Linked DNA regions of Homo sapiens: region 2 is linked to region 1. A link is a loop called in an ENCODE intact Hi-C map of the cell type or tissue named here. Cell type or tissue: dorsolateral prefrontal cortex. All regions are shown on one strand. Links, peaks and the distances in the headings refer to the core of each region. The heading gives the core; the rest is flanking DNA. Region 1 overlaps GRXCR1 (glutaredoxin and cysteine rich domain containing 1). Region 2 overlaps ATP8A1 (ATPase phospholipid transporting 8A1).

Region 1 (2,811 bases), core at 123-2,622:
CTGCTCTTAACCTTCATTTTTCAGAGGAGGTTATAAAAATCTAGAACAGGAGATGCTCACATTTTGTTTCAGGGAATCAATCTGTGTTTTAATACCCTGTCATTTTATGAAAAGATAAATGTAGAGAAGCTGTGATTCAATAGCTATGACACTATGTGATTGTACTTTTAACCAGAGCTGGACACACATTACATTCTGTAGTAGAGGAATGCTGATTTGAAGTATTGATCCTCTTTTTGTTGCATTTCAACATATATCCTTAGGTTGCAGAAAATGACAATAGCAGTAACAATCATGGTAAAAAAATAAATAATAATAGTAATAATAACACTCTACTGCACTCACAGCTTTGCATCTGTCATTTCATGTAATCCTCAGGGTAGTCTTAGAAATAAACTTTCATATGGCATACTGGTTAAGAGCAAGCACTGGGGTCAGACAGACTTGTTTTAAATTCCTGTCCTGACACTTACCATGTGACTCTGTGCTTTGGTTTTCTCATTTGTAAAATGGGAATAAGAATACAACTTATCCCATAGGCTGATTGTGAGAATATTGAGCTAATACATATTAAGCACTTGGTTCCTGTACCTGGAACAAAGTATGTTTTTAGGAAATATGAACAATTATCCCTGTTTTGCAAAAGAAAACATTAATTCCTTTGCTCCAAGTGACAGAGCTGGCTAAGTGGCAAGGCCAGCAATCAAAGTTATGTCTGTCTGACTCCCCAAACCCTTGCTCTTTGGCACATCACCTCAAGGAAAGGGATCTTTGCCTGTTTGCTGGTATAGTTTTAGGACCACAAACAGGTCTTAATGCAAAGTAAGTTTTCAAATGAACATATGTTGAATGGATGGATGAATTATGCTATATTGCCTCATCATATTCTTTTGTTCTCTCTCTAAGACATTCTTTCACAAAGAAGGGATCTGATAAACTCAACCACACTAGGGAGAAAATGTAACTTGTAAGGGCTATGAACATTTCCCTTTTTTAACTTGGGAAAATGTCTGACAATGTAAGACATTTCCCATTGTGGAATTTCAACTCCTGTGCAACTGCACAGTTAAAATTAGTGGGCAACTGCCTTCAATGCACAGGTATAAAGTTGGCTGTTCTTATTCGGAAGCCAAACTGCTTATCTTCTCACTACTTCTGAGACAATATAAGAGGCTATAATGCCCGTCCTGCTATTTGCCCTATAGTTTGAGGAATCTCACAGGAAGGGTGAAACAGACAAATGAGATAGGGGGCATGCTTCTTTCCCAGTTGCTTTTTTCTGTGATCACTTTATTTATACACATGGTAGCCTAGAGGAGGAACTATCATACAGGTGCTACCTTGCTGTTTCTTTAATTTAAGCTAATGCTCTGAACCTAGAGAGAGTCCAGAAACAGATATTCCCCCTTCTTTTTTGCTTATAAAAGGAAAATTACTTCTAAATCTTTAATTCAAAATGGCAAACACTCCAAAACAACGAATTCTCCTCCTATTAAAATAGCCTGTTTATTTAAATTGCAATGCACGATTGTAAATGGAATACATTGCTTGAATTATAGGGCCCTTTTCCTGCACTATGCATGCATCTGAAATGGAAGGATGCCCTCTGCTGGGTTGGACACCTGGTGAAATGTAATTTTAAGGGAGGAAAAGAAGCTGATGTTGGTAATTTCCTTAACATCTGTGGTGTTTTAAACAGACACATGAAACCATTTGATTTAGTTTAAATTTAGATGGGTGAGAAAAATCAAGATTTGTGAATCATCTGCACAATACAATTTTTTTATAGGAAGGAGAGAGAAAAATAGAAAAACAGACAGAAACAGCCAGAGAATGAGGTAGACAGAGGCAGAAAGTGAGGCATCTGGAGGCAGACTGGGGGAGATGGGACGGAGAACAAGAGAACATTTTGTAGCTCCCTTTGCATTACTGTCAGTGTTACCCAATCCAGGGTGGGGGGTGCCAGAGAAATTTAGTTATCTTCATCGAAGTGAAAATAACAGAGTTTAATGGACAAGAAGAATTACAAGGACACTAAGCTCTTTTTTTCCTGATGACTCTCTTCCCCAACCAAACTAAAAAATGAAGATGGAAGCAATGAAACAGTCAAGGAAAAAAAAATACTTTAGAAGGTAAATCTGCACTGCCCTTGGATACTCCACAGTGGGGGGCAGGGGAGCAAATTCAGTTTGGAACTTGCTTAAGGCAACTGTTTCATTATTTTGCATCAGAAATTTTTTTTTACACAAAACAAGATTGTGTTCAAGTAGTTACAACATAAATTATCTTAGAAATGCCAGTGGGAAATAAATTAGAAATAGTGGCCTGTCTGGACCAATCATGAGCCTCCACAGTAGAAATCCACAAAACCCACATTGGAATGGAGCTATAAAATGTAGAATGAACCTAAGTGGGGTCTCTGGTGACAGAGAGAGGAATAGAAGGGCTATTGATAAAAATAGATTTCTTAACTACCTGATATTGAGGTGGGACTGATTGATAATTCTATATATGTTTAAAGTACTGCATTATTCTATTTAAGAGTAAAGACCACTAGTATTGAGCGTAATTCCTTTGCTGCAAGTGACACAGCTAGGTTACAAACTAGAAACACAAACTGTAGGTATATTTCTAAGGAACACTCACAAAATTTCTCAGCAGACATGGGTGCCCAAGGAAGCTTCTGCCATAGTCAAGAAGGAGTTGGCTCCAGAAATCCACTGCATTTGTTGTGATTCACCTGTTGCTCTGCAGCCTCACCAGCATTTGGTGTTGTGAGTCTTCTGGATATTAGCCATTCTAATAGATGTG
Region 2 (2,811 bases), core at 75-2,574, 400 kb before region 1:
CCAGGTGTGGTGGTGCATGCCTGTAGTCCCAGCTACTCGGGAGGCTGAGGCAGGAGAATCACTTGAACCTGGGAGGTGGAGGTTGCAGTGAGCTGAGATTGTGCCACTGCATTCCAGCCTGGGTGATAGAGTGAGACTCCCTCTTAACAAACAACTCACTTTACTGTAACGGTAGTGAAAGCCTTCCCTATTGTTATTTTTAAAAATCATTACTATCTAAGCTTATATGTAACTATAAGTGGAAATGTACAAGCAATTTATGACAAAGCTGACAATTTCTTATTTGGAGTTACCTAGTTTAGAATATCAAGTTTTCCAAAAGGGTGTTTTACAAAAAGAACTTACTAAACTAGATAAAATAACATCCGCTCTTTCCAGCACCAATAAAAGTTATGAAACAACCTCTATTGAAAGTAGAATATTTTGAATGACGTGAGTAAACAAACATCAATTTTTAACATTTCCTTCCAACATTAAGAAAAATATGGAGAAGGCAATTTCTTCTTAGGAATAACTGAGTTATTTTAGAGGATATATATATCACTTCTATGCTAATGAACAATATTTAAAATTAATAGAATTATGTTAATGTTATAGAAAAGCAGATATAGTCGAAATTTTAACTACTTCTCAAAGGATTAAATAAGAGGGAATATATACAATATTAAACTTGAATTATCCACTAATAGTAAGATGCTTTGGTACATTTAAAAATATTAAAAATTACTTGTGTGTAAGTGTCAAAATGTACGACACTCCAAGCAATGGGCATGTGGTGTCTCATCAGTTGTCACAAGAACCAAACAGCTGCCTGTCATTAACCCTAGGTGTTGTGAGATTTACTGAAAATTTTTACCAAATCTTCACTTCACTGAAATAAATTCCCTGTTGAAAAATATTTAAATGATGTTATTCGACTTCAAAGTATATTGAAAATGTGGCTTCGTCACCAAATACATGAGTAATATGAAAATAAAAATGGAATGACCTATAAATTCTCAATGTTTTCTAAAGTTACCAACATTAAAGGAACATATTTCCTGAAATTTCATTTGCCCACCAACTCATGATGAATTATAGAAATATCAAAATAAATCTGCACTATCCAAGATGAAAATATAAATTCACAAAGGGGAGGAATTTTAAGGTAAAACCAACAAAAAACTCATAAAATAGTGAAATTAAACCCATAAAACGCTAACTTTAATGATGCCAAAATTAAATATACTAAAGTTAACTCTAGTGCTTGGTAGCATAGTTTTCTAACATTTGGTGCAGATTTTAAAAACGTTCACTTCATAGCCTGCACACAGACTTATTAGAATAATCGTAAGAAACACAGAAGAAAATTTCCACTGCTTGGGTATGTTTCAGTAGCCTCTTTTGGTAGCTCTGTAAAGTACATAAGTAGCGGCAGAAGGTGGCAGTACTGAGCTAGAAAAACCTGACGGCTTCAGGAGCTGTAGCTGAAACCTGAGGTAGTCCAAAGCCCACACTCTGGAATTGATCATTAGACTTTATTACAGATAAACAATGTAAAACTCTGGCAAACCTAATCTATAAACTACATGTTTCTCCATCAAAAATCAGGAATATTCAATAGATTTCAAGAAATATCTACTTTACAGCATTGTTACCCTAACTGCTCAGCAATATTTTATTTATATATATATATTTATATAAAAGAGAGTGAAATGTGTCTTACAAAACAATAAAATGCAAACCTTTTATAGGGATCAATGAGGCAGAAAGTTCCATAGAGCTTACCATTCATCAGGAGAGCAGCCATAATCCTCAGGTTCAGGGACATGGCTTCAGAAAGCAAGAAGAGAGGCAGAAAGAGAGGAAAAATAATCACAGAAAGGCTGGAAACATAAAACCACGAAGAAGGGAAGTATAAAAAGATGGATCACTGAAAAGTTAACAAAATGAACTTTTAGTTGAATCTGAAAGAATGGCAGTTAGTACAGCAAATAGAACATAATGATTCATGGTAGCTCAGCAGGTTTACAAAGTTATCCTGTAACTGTATAGCCAATTTGCCTCTTCACCAGAACATTTACTGATTTTATTCACAAAGTTCATAATTCAGTAGGAATTATTTCAACTTAGCAGTTGAAATGCTAAAGCCAATGGAAAATTAATCATATGTGTTATATAATCAGAATAAAGTGTTTCAAGGTAACAAACATGCTAATATCTTGAAACAAATTATCACACTAATAAAATTTGTCAAATACATTTTAGAAGTAACTTTGGCTACCACGAGATGATGGTTACTTCAACAGGTACATTAAAGTAAAAGTTACCTGCATTTCTATAATTAAATGGAACCTTAGTTTAAGAATTTAAATGATATTAAAAAATTTTCACTTAAACTATTTCACTCATTAAAACACTCTTTATTTCAAACAGGAAACATATTCATTAATATCTTCTTTAATTTCATCCATTCGCTCATCTGAACACTAGGAAAGTCTGATAGATGTACTTCATTTCAGCCAGTCATGTATTCAATTGGAAGGGGCCCATAATACATGACAGACCAGATTTTTTTATTTTCCATTTCTTTCATAATATAATCATATACTTTTCCTGTAAATTTATTAGACATGGAGTTTTAAAATGCAGAGTTCAGTACAAATGAAAAGTCACTGTTATTTTTGACGAATATACAATAAACTTTGTTAAAAACTCATGGGATCCTTTCACTTCCTAAAAGTTCAATCTTTCATCAACCCAGCCAAGGCAGGGACTTCATCATTCCAAGGCACCTCTTCCACTACCAAAACATTAATTTGCTTCCAGTGC

The links. Peaks named below come from ENCODE experiments on the same cell type or tissue, not always from the same donor. Only the 100,000 strongest peaks of a DNase experiment are listed, where the experiment ranks them.
Region 2: it touches region 1 in a loop (5-fold over the local background); 7 of 110 quality-filtered maps call a loop at or near these places.

The regions. Positions count from the first base shown.
Region 1 is chr4:42,963,935-42,966,745 of GRCh38, forward strand. The region is part of intron 2 of GRXCR1 (glutaredoxin and cysteine rich domain containing 1); the gene reads left to right. Among named protein-coding and RNA genes, the nearest start is that of GRXCR1, 73 kb to the left of the region's middle. In dorsolateral prefrontal cortex, for the core only: a CTCF peak has its summit at 1,607 (motif pointing left); a DNase peak (open chromatin) is centred at 1,607; H3K27ac peaks cover 464 bases.
Region 2 is chr4:42,567,394-42,570,204 of GRCh38, forward strand. It overlaps ATP8A1 (ATPase phospholipid transporting 8A1), which reads right to left. Exons shown (of 37, transcript NM_006095.2): 15 at 1,768-1,812. Among named protein-coding and RNA genes, the nearest start is that of ATP8A1, 88 kb to the right of the region's middle. In dorsolateral prefrontal cortex, for the core only: CTCF peaks have their summits at 1,430 (motif pointing right) and 1,632; a DNase peak (open chromatin) is centred at 1,438; H3K27ac peaks cover 1,773 bases.